Regions from separate parts of the Mus musculus genome. Here region 2 is linked to region 1. Evidence: chromatin loops called from intact Hi-C (ENCODE). Cell type or tissue: heart. All regions are shown on one strand.

Region 1 (8,000 bases):
TTCATGCAACTGAGGTTCTGCATCGGAAATGGAGGAAATCTGGGCCATGGGAGGATGGGATGCTCACTGAGACCATTCTCACGAGGCATGAAGGAATGTGACCTGTCCCTTGTAAATTTACACTTTGTACTTGCATAAGAACCCAGACAATTCTCTCTCTCTCACTCCCTAATTGAACTTGGTTTTACTAATCCCAAACTAGCATAGTGTTTCTTGTTCTCAATGATTTATTAAAGATGAATGTCCCAGCAGATGGCATTCTGGGTGCTTAGGATCAGAGACCAGTGCCTTTGAGTTGCCCTTGCCCCCAGCTGCCACACTGTCTGCTGCTAGCCGGCTTTGGCTCTGGGATAGAGTAGTTCTGCACTGCTTACAACCAGGCTTTTCCTAAATGAAGCCCTTCTTCGGGATTTAGTCAAACTTTTACTGAAACTGCAGACCAAGAGCATAGAATAGCATAGTTCATAGCATATGAGTAGAAAATATTTGTTAATTTTAAAACAAAAGTTTCAATCCCCTGTTCTATTTTTGAGATTATTCCATCTATTTCTTGTCAACTCCTAAGGCCAGCCTGGCTCCTGATGGTTCTGCCCTTTCAACTGCAGGAATCTCCCCCTGACAGGCTTCCTGGAGACTCCTGCACACTTCCTGCCTGCTTAACAGGAAGCCCTGCAGGGAGCTGACCTTGGGTTCTTGCAAAGAATCCACTTCCCTGAGGAATAAGGAAATGCTATGAAGCTCCCTCAGCTGGAAAATTAACAAAAGAAATGAGTTTGATCAAACAGTAAACACACACACACACACACACACACACACACACACACACACTCATACACACTCACATATCACACACACAACACATATCACACACAACACTCATACGCCATACACACACCACATACACACATATCACACACAAAACACACATCACACACACACATGCAACACATACACCACACACCACTCACACACCATACACACATTACACACACACACATATAAACATATCACATATACCACTCACATACCATACACACATCACACACACACACACAAACACACACATATATTCACACACACACACCTCATATACACCACACCACATAGATACAACACACACTCACAAATCATATACATGCAACACACATCACACACATACAACATACACACCACACACACCACACACACCAACACACATACACAACATTCACATAACATAAATATACACATAGACACACACTCAAACACATGTGTACACAAACTATTACAACACTCATACACACAACACACACACACACACACACACACACACACACACACACACACACACACCACTTTATGATGTTGGGTGGCTTTAATGACCAAATAATAAAAGCACTTTTCCAGAAGGAAGTGAGGAATAAGAACCTAAGCTGTGCGTGAGTTGTGTTTCTATAATTCAGTCAGGTGACTCTGGGCAAGTTATTTAGACGTCCCAAATCCCAGGTGCCTCATACATTTAATGAAGAGATCTTAATAGTTGTTGAAGGGATTAAGTGAGATAACTTATATTAAAAGCTTAGCTCTGTGGCTGGAACAAGGCAAAATGCTCACCATCAAAATAGTAATTATTAATTACCCTACGTCGCCTATAGGAAATGAAGAGCCTTCAGACTGTGAAAGAGTCATCTCAAGTGGATGAGGGCCATGCTGTTGGAGGCACGGCTGTGGAGAAAGCCACAGAGAACAGCATCTTGGTTGAGCTATTGATCTGTAAGGTGCTCTAGGGAGGGAAATGGGTCATATCGATAGCATGGGATTGAGCTCAGCAGATTTCTAGGCCTCTAATGAAGAACCAAATGCTCTGCTCTGGTAGAATCAGGGGAAAGGTTTTTTGTTTTTTAATCTTCCTATCATTTGCAGAAATATAAGGAACTCTAGGGGTTTTTCTTATCCAATGAAAATATCAAAGGACTCTTTTTTGCATTTATATATCATTATTTGTTATACGTGTGCATGCTTGTGTGTGCATGCATGTATGTGTGCATGCTTATGTGTGTGCATGCTTGTGTGTGTGCATGCTTGTGTGTGTGCATGCTTGTATGTGTGCATGCATGCAAGCATACAACAGTACTTATGAAGAGGTCAGACACCAATTTGCAAGAGCTGGATCTCTCCTTCCACTTTGTGGGTCCTGGACTCAATTCAAGGCCTCTCAGCTTAGGCTTGGTGACAAGTACCTTTACCTAGACAGTCATTCTTGCTGGCTCAGGATCAAAGAATATCAGAGCTCTTGTCTGTTTGCTGCTTAAAAAGATCACATTTACTACTGTTTCAATCTACACTTTACAACTTATCTAGAAGACAGGCATTGGAGAGATGGAACCTCAAATTTCTCCAAGAAATGCAGAAGGAATGCAGAAGGCCGACAGCATAGAATTGGGAGCAGTAGCTGGTACCCTGTCTATCTCACACCTGTAGTAATGATATTGGTTCCATGCCAAAACCCGAGGAAATGGGAATCATATCACTGGAGAGAGATAGATGGTCCTACACAGCATTGCTTCAGTCAGGGAACTTGCTGTCAGTGAGCATCATGCTTAGGACAGGAACAGCAGGCATTACTCTTATTTTTAGCTATGCACATGCTCTCAAAATTACAAGGAGCAGGGACCACTGGTGTGCAACCCGAATCCTGATGTCATTGTTGGGGAGAGGGACAGCATGGACCCGAGGAGTAGAAATAACTACCTGGGGGACCATTTGTTCATTTGCACCTGTGGTGCTTCAGAGCTGGTTGACATTTAATGCTAAATAATATTAATGAAAGGAACTTGCTGTCCCCATGATGGATTTCTCTTGCTTACCTTCTTTCCCTCCTTTTTTTAGCTCTTCCATTTTTAAAGCTCTAAGTGGCAGTCAGACCTAAGAAACTGACCGGAGGCTCATAGAGGATCTGAGAGGCCCAAGGGGCCTCTGAGCATACTGGCTGCCTTCATAAGTGACACTTCTAGATGCTCTGAAAGCTCAATTCAAATGGGCAATGAGCGTACAGAAAGCTGCCCATGGGTACAAGAACATAGAACAAAGTTTATGAGAGTGTTCAGAATCTCACTCCTAACTCTGCAAGAATACTGGAAAACATGCTGCAGATAAATGGAGGGCAGGAGAGGGAGATCTGGCCAAAGCCATCAAGAGTGGAGAGACAAGGGATGGGTTGGCCGTGGGGCGGGGCGTGCCTGTAGGATGGGGCTTGGCTATAGGTCAGCTGGCCCTTAAGAGTCCAGGACCCAGAAATAATCTACAGGCTTGGCTCAAGTAACCTGCAGTGCCTGGGTCTTCTTAATAGAATTTAAATTTAAAGTCAGATATTTTATTGTCTCTCTGGGAAGAATAGTTAATTCTACCAGGCCATGCTGTCACTTTAAATTATCAGTGAGAATTTCAAGGAAAAAGATCAATTCTGAAAGGAAATCAATTTTGGGTAACTAGAAACAATCTTACTTTAGGGCGTGTGGGGTATTCTAAACAGAGGATGTTATTGTGTGAGTTTGAGACTCCCTTTTGCTGTATTATCCTACTTTTGTCTAAGCGTGTTACAGACCTAATTTGCTTTTTAATACATCTATGTTTCCACCCGTGGGTCCACTGGCAATTTGATTCATTTATGCGGGTATATATATATACATTTGTAATCTGAAAATTCAGCCCGCTAAATTCTACCAAGAAAAAAACCGGGACTGTCAGTATACAGTCCCTTATACTCTTCTGAATTCTTTTCTCCTCCTCTGGGGTCGCCTGAGTGTGGACTGCTCCCACAAGCTGCTGGGTCGCCATCACAGATTCCCTCAGCTTGCCACTTCCTCTACAGAGCGAGCTCTCAGGACAGCTTCTCACTACACAGGGCTTAAGCAGAGATTTTAACACGCAAGAAGTACGAAATCCCCTTACTTTAAACCCTCCAATGAAAAGGCGCCTACAGATTAAGAGGGAATAAAGTGACTATCAACCAGACGCAGGACATGAAGCCGTCCTTGTATTCTGATCTGAGCGAAGTAAAATGAAAATTACGTGCACAGTCTCCTCTTACACACAGGCACGCTGTTTGATCTCTAGAGTGCGGCGTTTAAGGAACTACTCAGTGTTCCGGTGTGATACACACTGAATTATTTATGTGGGAAAGAAGCAGAATTAAGAGTTTGCAGGACAATTGTGGGGAGGGGCGCTTAGCTGGCAGGCAGCTCCCACGGTGGAGAGGAAGCTCCGGGCCAATCCCGGAGCTTGAATTCCTGTATTGGGTTGGGGTGTGGGGGGTGGGTTAAGGCTGTAGGGAGAGAGAGCAGTTCAAAGAGCTCCTCAGTTACATAACAGGTTTGACGCCAGCTCGCTACACGCCGGACTGTGTCTCAAAAACAAGACATGATAAAATAAAATTGAGAAGGCGTTGATTAGGAGGTGGGTGGAGTTTGGGTGAAATAAATGTGGGCAATGCTCCCTCCTCCTCCTCCTCCTCCTCCTCCTCCTCCTCCTCCTCCTCCTCCTCCTCCCTCCCTCCCTCCCTCTCTCTTCCCCCCCACCCCCCCAGAGTTTGAGTCTCTTTAACAACAATTGTTAAATCGACAGATAAAGACCTCCACTAACTCCCCCATGGACCTTGGATAAAATTCTAGGTCTGGCAGCTTTCGTAGCCTCATCCCTATGCTCTTCCTGGTCTCAAATCCACCATAATGCGTTCTATAGTACGAATGGCCCTTTTCTGGCCTAGGGTCTTAGGGCTTGTTCTGCCCTCCTCTGGGAGCATGGATTCTGCAGGTGGTCATCTGGGAGGCTCTGGAGAGTTTGACTGTCCTGTCACTTAGCAGCCCTTTCCTGTCATTCCCCTGCACCAGCTCCTCCCCACCTGTGTGTTTGCCTGTCTGCGTCAGTCTTCCTGGCCCTTTAGAGCTCCGAGTGAGTTTTCTCTCTCGTACAAGGTTGGGAACACCACAGTGTGTCGGGGCAGGGGACATTCAGCAAATGTTTAAGGGGCGAATCAAACAATGTTGAATTTTCCCCCATGAACAATGCAAAAATCCCTTCTCTTTCCCATGTGGCTGACCTTTTCGCCTCTCTTGTTTCAAAATTAGCCCGAGAGGAAGAAAAAGACGCGGTTGATCGCTTTCTGATGCTTTCTCCCCACCTCCGTTTCTTTCTGAAAATTGAAATAGAAAAAGCCCAAAACCCCAAACCCCAAACAAACAAACAAATAAACAAACACCGAAAGAAGAGAAACAGGCGGCTTCCCTTACTAATGCTACTTTGGGGCGGGGGGGGGGGGGCAAAATTTTGCTCTCCCTCTCCTTTCTGTTTTCCTCTCTTGGCTTAGAAACTCCTCTGGTTGGCAATAACCTGATGAGCTGTCAGGAAATATGTCGGGAGTAATGAAAATAGACCTTTTCCAATTTCAAAAGTGTCGCTGGTTTTTTTTTCTTTCTCTCTCTCTCTCTCTCTCTCTCTCTCTCTCTCTCTCTCTCTCTCTCTCTCTCTCTCTCTCTCTTTCTTTCTTTCTTTCTTTCTCCTCTTCCCCAGCCATGGTCCTGGGCCTCCTCCCCAAGTGAGTTTCTTTGCATTACCATATAGGTCATATAGACACAGTTGCTTTGGATGTTCTAGAAAATGCCCTTAAAAAATAAAACACAGATGTTGCTACATTGTTAAATCTTGTCAGTCAGACCGGTTGAACACATTCCGCCTAAGGGTGCAGAGACGCGGAAGTCAAGGGGTTAAACTCATTTTCAATTTGCCTACAGATGGATGCACCCGGCTTTTCCTTTATCTGAGAAGCCTACATCCATAGGCCCGCAATAACAAACATTCAGGAAGCTGCATTCAATGTGAAATTTAACAAAAGGAATTAGCCACAGTGTGTGAACAGTAACTTTAAATAGCAGAGGTGACAAAGGAGGGCGGCTGATAAAAGAAAACCGGTAATTACTATATCAGTGCCCTTTGCACACGAAGTTTCTAAACTGTATTAAGAGGTTGTTCACAACTCTGCCTCCCTTTTCTCCCATCAAAATAGAGCAAAATAAAATATAACAAGAGGCCAACTACGTCTCTGGATCGTTTGAACAGAACAGCACAGCCAACGTAAAGTGTTCTTATACACGGTGCAATTTCCAATTGCAAAATTTAATTGTACAAAAAAAGTATTCTTAAGTTTTTTTTTTTTTTTTTTTTTTTTTTATAAAGCCAGCCCTGCAGAGTATAAACTCTCCATTTCTCAGCCTTCCTGCAGGAGCAGTGGGCTAGAGCTTTTCTTTTTAATATTTAATCTGAACTTTATTAATTCTTTTAGGTGCAAAGAGACAGAGCATCTGATACACGGCCACCTCGCCGTACAGAGCGCAGCTCTGGGGATGAGAAGCCCACATGCAGGGCCTTTTGGTCTCAGGCCTCCTTTGTTATCATCTTAATTCTGCTGTGTTTTCCTTTTCTAAGCTTCAGAAATCATTGACTGGAAACAAGCACCCATGCCCCACAGTGCACAGAGGCTGAGGGAGGCTTGGTGGGAAAACAGATGGCCACGGGTAACCCACCTACAGTCAGGCAGGCAGTGCAGGAGGGGTAGGAAAGAGGCTCAAACAATGCTTCTCTATGAAATGGGGGTGCACTGAGACGTTCTCATCCTGTCTCCCCATCCCTGCTTCCGCTTCAGTTTACTTGATATTGTGTTCTTATTCTTAGCAAAATAGTTTTTAAAGATATGTTATTTTAAAGTATGTATGTGTACGTGCATGCTTTTAACTGCTGAGTCATCTCTCCAGACCCCATTAGCTAAACTACCTGTAAAGGCTGAACCATCACTACCTGAGTATTCTCGTGTGAAGGACAACAGAACCCAATGTGAAGATGAGAATGTTTAGAAAAATTAACCATCTAAAGGAGGCACAAGGCTCTTTTGGTCTCTTGAAAACCTGTCAAGTGGAGAATAAAGATAAATCCAGACGATTCTAGAAAGGTAGAAGCAACATCAACAGGTGGGCGCTGTATGAAGTTTCCTGAGCATAAATTCATAATTCAGTGTAAGGATGTTTTTTAGAATTAGTTATATCTGCCCACGAGTGATGAAGACAGAACAGGTTTGCTGGTATATTTGAGAATTGTAGATTCCTGAGTACTCCAAAGGTGTGAGATGGATTTACCGGCATCAAGGACGTTGCTCCAAGGGTCAACTGCACTACTAAATGACTACATGTCAGAGATTATTGTCTGTCCTTGGAAATGCAGCCTGCTCTAGGCTGGCTGAAATTCATCTCTGGGAAATGGTTGGTCTGCTGGGAATGCTACTTCCCAGCCTCATTTACTTACACTTGAGACCTGGCGACCAGGCTTGACCATGGGCACGAAAGCAGAGGTGGTAGCCATCTTTCCTTTGTCACTGTGGCTGGGAAGCTAGTCTCCATCTGCATCCTTCTTCCCCATCTGTGATTTGAGGCTGAGTACCATGCAGCCCCGTATATGTTGCAGTCATGATAAGGAAGGAGGTTCGGGCCTTGAGAGCTTCCCTCAGTCCAAGAACTGGCCTGAACTGATAAAGAGGCCATCTTTATACCCTCCAATTCAGGTGTTCATTCACTTTACATGGAAGTTAGCTTTACTCTCCCTGACGTAGCCACTCAAATTCCTTCAAAACTGGGAAGAGACTGGAGATTCTAACCAATGTGGGTCATCTCTGGGATTTATAGATTACAGAACAATTTGTTTTCCAGTATGAATTGTACCCAGAACAAATGTTTCTGAATCTTGGATCTGTTTATCTATCTATCTATCTATCTATCTATCTATCTATCTATCTATCTATCTATCTATCTATCTATCTATCTATCCATCCATCTGTTTATTATTTTCAGCTCCAATTAAGAGCCTTCATTTGGGCATTTTTGTTAAACCCTCTCTAACAGTGAATGGAACTGAATAACCTTCTTCATTATGAGTTATCGTGTGGGTTTCTTGGGCAGTGTTGGGGATACTCGGTCACA
Region 2 (8,000 bases), 180 kb before region 1:
CTGTGAATTTGTTTTAAAGTTGCCTCAATATGAGGAAGTTGACTGTAAAAGCTGGATTTGCTTGAGGAAGACGGAGGAACCAGTGAGGGGACAGGAGTTGGGGGGTGGGGAGACGGCTGTGAATTGGAGGGCTCTCTGTACCGCTCACCGTCCTTTCAGGCCTGACGCTGAGTCCACGTTTCTCACGTGTTGTGTGTGGAACGCCTTACGTCCCACTTCTGCACACTGCGAAGTCTGGGAGCATGTAGCTCTCCCTCATACAGCAGCATCTCACCTCATTAGAATCAGACGTGGACTGAGGTCTGCCTGGCTTCATGGCAGGGGTCTACACAGCCCCTTCTTCACAGCGGGAGCCCGATGCTCTGTTCTAAGATAAGTGGTTCAGGGACACAAAGATGGGGTCTGGAAAATTCAATGGAACACGGCGTAAGTTTACACAGAAGCATCTGGAATGTTGATGCTTTAGAGAAATATGCAGCTGAACCAAGTTGAGCCCATGTCTATAGGACACACCCTTCCATTGGCCCTCCTTCTTTTATTCTGAGCCTCACCTCCCCAACTTTAATCACAGAAAATATCAAAGAGTGAAGAGAGATAACTTGCTTCTTGCCCTGTGGGGAAAAGTTGGAGTGGTGCCTCAAAGAGCAGATCTGGCTCTGTTTTTCTAGTTACTGGGTCTCCTTCCTAGGGATCCCAGTCAACCTTCCTCTCTCCTCCCCTGTCTCTTCCTCTCTTCCTCTCTCTTATATTTCAAGAACAAACCCTTTTAATAGACAGCCTCACATAGCACACTCTTGCAGACTTTAAACTTGCTATGTAGTTGAACATGACCTTGAACACACAGCCTTTCTGGCAGTGATAATAGGGGTCTAGGCTCTGTTTCCAGGTTCTTGTTCTCTTTTACAAATAATAAAAATCAAGTCCCACATCAAATTGTAACAAAAAAAGCAATATAGCTTTATTAGAGCTGAGTGAAAGTACAGATTAAACAAATATATACAGTATGTCCAAATAATTTTTAAAATTTGTATTTTGATACAGGTCATTTATATGTTGTTATAAATTCATAAAAATTGGAGGGCTTCCTTTGCTGATTTTAAACTTAATTATACTGTCCCCTGGACATAAGCTTATACAGTTTTATTCTGTGACATAGTTTTGAGATTTTTCTTTAGGAGTTAGTGTATAATGAAATTTCATAATGTTCTTTTTAGGGTAATTTGATACCTGGGCTTTTCATATGTGTACTGACTGTTTTCTTTTCTTCATCCTTTTAAGTATATTTTTAGTTGAAATAGAATTATGTTTCCTATTCCACTTCACTTTCTGCCTTCTAGTCCTTCAAGAACTTTCCTTCCAACCTTTCCCAAGACACCTCATCCCAAACTCTCGAATTTATAGTTTTTTTCTTTACTCATGCTAATGCATATATGTGTATGTACCTGTGTACACAAACATAAATACAACCCGCTGAGTCCACTTTTGCTGATGCTGTGTATGTGGTGGCAAGGTCAACCATTCTACTTTAGACAATCAATTAAGAGGCTCATCCCTGGGAGAGGCTAATTCTCCTGCTGGCAGTCATTAGTTGCCTGTAGTTGTTTAGGGTGAGATTCTGTGAGAATTTTTCCCTTCCGATCAGTATGCCTATCGATATTGTCAATGTTCCAGTCTTGTTTATACAACCATTTCGAAGAGAGACTTGCAGTGTAGACTTCCTGGTATCCAGCTCTTACAGCCTTCTGACTATCCTTTCTCGTGATCTTCCTTGTGCCATAGATTCAAGAGTTTTGATGGAGATATCAGGGCTAGGCTCCTTATGATCTGTTGATCTCTGCATTGTGTCCAGTTATGGGTTTTTTTCATTAATTAATTTATTAATTCACTTTACATTCTGATCCCAGCTCCCATCTCCTCCTTAGTTCTCCTTCACACAGTCCCTTCCCCCATCCCCCTTCTCCTCTGAAAAGGGAAAGCCCCCTTCCCATCCCCCCACCCTCAGTAAGAATCTACCGTGGCGCATCAAGTCACTGCAGAACTAGGCACATCCTGTCCCACTGAGGCCAGACAAGGCAGCCCTGTTAGAGGAACAGGATTCACAAGCAGGCAACAGAGTCAAGGTCAACTCCTGTTAGTTGTTAGGGGGGCTGCATGAATACCAAGATGCACATCCACTATGTGTATGTGCAAGAGGCCTAGGTTCTGCCCATGTCTGCTCTTTGGTTGGTAGCTCAGTCTCTGGGAGCCTCGAAGGGTCCAGGTTAGTTGACTTTGTTGGTCTTCTGTGGATGGGGGTCCCTTAAGTTCCCTCAATTCCTCCCCCAACTCTTCCATAAGACTCCCAAGCTCTGCCTTGTTGGGAGCTATTAAGACAATGCTATTGTCCTGATCTCTGAATTGGGCCTCTCCCCCCCCACCAAAAAAAAGGGGGTCAAAAGCAGGCCACCGACGCACCGTTCCGAGAACAACCACAGAATGTTCCAGCCCTAAGTCAGCGCCAGATGTCCTGACCACACCCTGATAACACCAAGCTCCTGCTTCCCTGTGTAGCTGCCAAAAGAAAATTTTCTACTGTCCTACCCCTCCCACTGATAAGTACTTGTACTTCCCCTTTTGCTTGTGCATTTAAGCCTTGAGCCTTGCTGAATACAGTTGGGAGCTTGATGCCACTCAGAATGTTTCTGTGTCGTTCTTGCACTTGGTCCTCGTCTCTCTCTATCCCTCCATTTGGTTATTAGGAGAAGGTCCCCTCGAGACCCTCGAATAACTGGACCTGCTGGACAGGTCACTGTCTAATGTTTGGCTATTGTCTCTGCATCTGTTTCAATCAGCTGCTGGGTGGAGTTCAGAGGACAGTTATGCTAGGCTCCTGTCTGCAAGCATAGCAGGATCTTAAGTCAGGCTGGTCATTGGTCAGCTATGGCTTTCTGTGGTGGTGTCTCTCTTAGTCACTGTTGTATTGCTATGTAGAGACACCATGACCACAGCAACTCTTCTAAAGGAAAACATTTAATGGGCTTGCTTACACTTTCAGAGGTTTAGTCCGTTGTCATCTTGGCAGGAAGCCTGGGGACAGACAGGCAGACATGGTGCTAAAGAAGCAGCTGAGAATTCTACATCTGGATTTGCAAGCAGCAGGAAGAAAGAGACACTGGGGCCATCTTGGTTTTGAAATTTCAAAGCCCACTCCAGTGACACACTTCCTCCAGCAATGCTACACCTTCTCTAACAAGGCCACACCTCTTAATCTTTTCAAATAATCCTACTTCCTGGTGACTAAGCATTCAAATCTATGAGCTTATGGGAGCCATTCAATTCAAACCACCATTATATCTGCTTTCTTTAGAAATAAGCTTCTTTGATGAGAGGTGTTGAGTTCACATATGTGTGGTCATAAAAGTTTAGAAGGTAGTAGGGAATTATGTTCATCTAACAAACTGGCCCGTAACTTCACAAGGCCTTGAAGGTTGGTTAGGTTTCTCTTACTAGGTATGCTTTCTTGTCTGCTGAGTCAAATTAGATAGCTGTTGGTTACCACCAACTTGTGCCTGCCACTTACTGCTCCTTTATGGAAGTCTGGCCATGCTGGTAAGTATCGTTCATCGGTGTTGCAGCTGGGTGGAAATAATTATAATCACTTCTCCTTTGTAACTTGCATAATATTTTCTGGTACCATGGAAAGTAGACCACAAAGAGGAGGCTTTCAAGTCAGATTCAACTCCAATCATCCAAGTCCTGTGTCCTACCTGTGGTATCTTGAGCAACAGGGACTGGCCTCCAGCCTCTGAGAGGCAAACAAAGGCAATGGGAACAGCTTAGTCTGTTTTGTGAATTACTTTGATTATCTGACCAGTGTCTTGAATGGAGGTTTTTCATGCCTGTAATAGGGCTTTTAATAGTCTTTGTTTCTTGTGGGAACATGGTTAGCCCAAGGGATTCAACTTCCTTTCATACACACACACACACACACACACACACACACACACACACACACACTACTGAGTGTGTATAATTTTAGGTGAGTATAAACTACTTCCTTGAGGCTTTATCAAACAACCTTGTGTTGCCTGTTAGACACTGACAATGTGTGTTACAATCCCCTGTACTTTTGTGGTCTCCTCACCATCTCTTTACATCCAACTGGCCTCCACACTAGTCCCCTCCACACTAGTATCTGCTCACCCCAGCCCTATGAAGCAGCTTGTATTTATGAAATACATGCATGGAAGGAAATTCCCAGGTCAGTACACAGTGTTCTTCCACTCAACCAAGGCTTATTAAATACCCAGGAAGTATCATACATTGTTCTAAGACCAAGGCATGTAACCACAAACAAGACAATTTCTAAGCTCTCGTGGTATGTGTGGACAGATAATAGAACCCAGATAAACAACTTCCTTTGCTATTATCAATATTAAGTTAAAATTCCTGAATACTGGTATGATTTATTCCCAATTACTTCCCCAGCCTTTCTCGTCAGGTCAGCTCAGCTCTGAACACAGAAAGACATACTCTTAGTCCCTCTGAAACCCTCTGATGTCACAGCCCTGGGCAGTTGCATAATGTGCATTTGACACTGTCTTGGCTCCACCCCTTACCAGACTGACACCCTGGTGACTTCTCAGTGTCCTTGTCCACACAGCTTAGATGGCCTGTCACCCGGGAAGCCCCAAGTCCATTGTCCTAGTTAGCTTTCTATTGCTGCTATAGAATACCCTGACAGAGGCAACTTTAAGGGAAAATGCAGGAAAGTCAGGGGAGCAGCATCCTGGAGTTCTTGGTCACGTGGTGTCAATCAGAAGCAGAGAGGAATGAACGTACGAGCATCCGCTTGCTCTGTTTGCCTTCTGCATACTTATCACAAGGCCTGGCTCACATTTCCAAGTTTCCAAACATCTTTCTTCTTGATAGACCTGATATTTTACCCAGATAGATAAATAAGCTAACTCTACAGTGAGTTCTAGTCACAGTCCTACCCAGAAGGATGAATTCATTCTAAACCAGGTCTGGGGTGCTGGCAAAATGGATGCTTCAGCAGTTAAGACTACTACTGTGCCGAGAAGCCTTGTTGGGCTCCCAGCACCCACACTGAGTGGCTCATAACCATCTGTAACTCCAGCTTCAGGAGATCTAATGCCCTCTTCTGGTCTCCACGGACACCTGTACTCACGTGAGTATACCTTCACACACAGACGCACATACTCACATATAGATTAAAATAACTTAGTTTTAACAATCTTTTCCTATTTAGTTTTTATTCATAATCATAAACTTAACTCTGCAATCCAGCTAGACTTCGAGGGGACTGAGGAAATTTTGGAACCCAAAGAACTTCAGTGAGAGCAGTGGTTGCAGGGCATTGTGAGCAGATGGGGGTGGAGATGGTCACCCAAGCTGCAGAAGGAATGGACTGGTAGGTACCATGCCTACAAGTCTAAGGAGTTAGAGTTGTCCACAGTCAGAGATGGTGACCTTTCTGCTGGTCTGGCCACTGCTGGACACAAACTGCTCGTGGCTTCTACAATGCTCATGTCTTCTCTCACCTTCTCAGTGACCATATGCTTGCCTCCCAGCCACTCAGCCTAGGCAGTGCACATAAACTGAGAACCATTTGGGCTAGGTCCAGCATTTGTCATGGACATTATGCTAGGATCTGTATGCTTCAGGATGGAGTCCTCACCCTCAAATTTCTCCACTTAAATGGACCTGCTGCCGGTGCCGATATGGTGTGCAAAATCAGCACCCTGATGTGTGAGTCTTGGAATGCTTTTGTGAGAGGAGGAATCCTCCTATCCGAATCCTTCCTCCCCAGTGCTCAGAACCAAAGTTCTCTGCTGCGTTTGGAAGTTTGTCTGCAAACAGCTTGAAGAAGACATGGCCCAAAGGCTGTACTCAGCTGTGATGTCAACACAGTGGAGCTGACCTCGGTTGTGTGACAGGGGATAGTGACAGCAGGGGACAGCTGCATCTGCAACGCCATAGAACCAGTTTTTAACTTTAATTTTTTTCTTTAAATCATGGCTAAGGTTGGGATTTCTCTCCTTTGTGGAGCGGCCCCTCAGCTAGGGAGGCGGCTTCACAAGTAGATGGTGTGGTAGAGATGTCCAAGCAGGCTGGGTGACCGAGTTACTGAGCATGCTTATCAGATTCATTCACACTCTCTCCAATCTTTGACTTTTTCTTACTCAGCCATGAAAAAAAAAAAGTCTAGTAAACATCTTTAACACTGAGCCCTTTGCAGTAAGTTCATTTGTTTCAGTACTGGTGTGGTACCAACAGAAATTCAAGTCAGAGGCACCCTTGTTTTGCTTGGTAGTGTTTGTCAATGCATGGAGCCCAGGCTGCCTCCTCCCGGAATGGTGGCTTGCTGTGGGCTGACCATCCCCACAGACAGGCTCTTCCGTGTCTGTGTCTGTGTCTGTGTCTGTGTCTGTGTCTGTGTCTGTGTCTGTGTCTGTGTCTGTGTCTGTGTCTGTGTCTGTGTCTGTCTGTGTCTGTGTCTGTGTCTGTGTCTGTGTCGTCTGTGTCTGTGTCTGGTGTAATTGGGAGCAGTCACCATTGAATCCCTGGTGTCAGGGTAAGTTGTCTACTGCTGCATGAGTTCAGCCTATGAAATCGATTTGCTATCGTTCAGGGAGTGTTGTTTTGTAAAAAGAACAATGTGAAGTTCTTGTATTATTTATGCAAGTGTTGCTCCGGGGCAAAGTCTGCAGCAGGCTTGAGCTGTTTTGGCAGTTCTTCCCATCTTTGAATCAGTGAGGATATCTCCCGATTCCTCTCAACAGCTGAACCGTTTGCAACAGTTAGCCTTTGCTGCACGATAACCCACCTTAGCCCTTAGCCGCTTAAACAGCGGCCACTTAGTCAGCTAGCTTGTAAATGGGTGTTGGATTCATGCGGGTTTTCTAGTTGCACTGGAATTCACACTAGCAAGTGTTCTAGGATCAGTTAGGGGTGGGTGGCCTGAGCTACAGCACCTGGCTCGTGCTGACCAGACAAAGTTCTCAGAGAACATTGGGATCATAGAAGACACCTCAAACCTCCATTTAGAACTAGCATGAGGTCAATTCTGTTACATTTTAACTGGCCAAAACAAACCACAGGCCCAGCCTTGACTTCAAAGAAGGGAAATAGGCCCCGCTTTTTGAGGGCAGAAACTATAAAGTCATATCCAAAATGCAAAGACATAGAGAAAGGATAAAATATGATGTGTGGATTTCAAGGTAAAGATACTAAGGTTGAATAAATGCATTGGCTTCTGATCTGTCCTGAATCCCCACTAAGATGAGTATGTACAATACTTAAGATTAAATGGAGAAAGGAGATGTCAAAGGGTGAGACTGGGAAGCTGGAGACAAGTGGATGAGTGACAAGAGAACCTAGATAGCATCCTTGAATCAGCAGAGAGAATGGGGACAGCACTCACCAGATTCAGCGATATTTGAGATGTCGTAGGACTCTAAGTCTGTTTAGACAGAAACAGAGTTCCCAAATTTCCTGTCCACCATGATGGGAGATCAGAGGGAAAGGAAGCTGCCTGTAAAAGCCTGACTCTCAGTGTCAGCCACAGAAGAGCTCAGAAGCTCCTGATAACGAGAGAGTAAATCAGAATGAACAGAGAGAACATGGAGGCTGCAGGCCTCCAGCGGCACTGACCTTGCAGAACTGTGGCAGAGCCAAGCCTTTCTCACAGGAAGTTCCTGCATTGGGAACTTGATCAGTCCAGGAGGGAACACCAAGAAACCCTGATGTCTGTCAATGAGCAGACTGGGCTCCCCACAGTACCCCATTCTCACTTATAGACAAACAGCCAACACCACGACATCTTAGGTGATGTGTAGTGTGAGACCCTGAGACTGTGGTAAACACACACAAAGCCAATGTAAGGAACTTCAAGTTCCAAAGGGGGACAAACTTTTAAACTCTCTATACCAAACAGCCTTCATTAGTACCTTCATGCAGATGAGATGGCTGCATATGCCTAGGGGGAAACTTTCAGA

What was found. Peaks named below come from ENCODE experiments on the same cell type or tissue, not always from the same donor. Only the 100,000 strongest peaks of a DNase experiment are listed, where the experiment ranks them.
Region 2: it touches region 1 in a loop (5-fold over the local background); 2 of 42 quality-filtered maps call a loop at or near these places.

Annotation. Positions count from the first base shown.
Region 1 is chr17:9,761,109-9,769,108 of GRCm38, reverse strand. The region is part of intron 3 of 4930452A19Rik (RIKEN cDNA 4930452A19 gene); the gene reads left to right. Among named protein-coding and RNA genes, the nearest start is that of 4930452A19Rik, 11 kb to the left of the region's middle. In heart, no CTCF peak of the experiment used is centred here; DNase peaks (open chromatin) are centred at 648, 3,208, 3,868, 4,338 and 1 weaker place; H3K4me3 peaks cover 1,772 bases; H3K27ac peaks cover 2,220 bases.
Region 2 is chr17:9,945,743-9,953,742 of GRCm38, reverse strand. No RefSeq gene overlaps it. Among named protein-coding and RNA genes, the nearest start is that of Gm34799, 43 kb to the right of the region's middle. In heart, no CTCF peak of the experiment used is centred here; no DNase peak of the experiment used is centred here.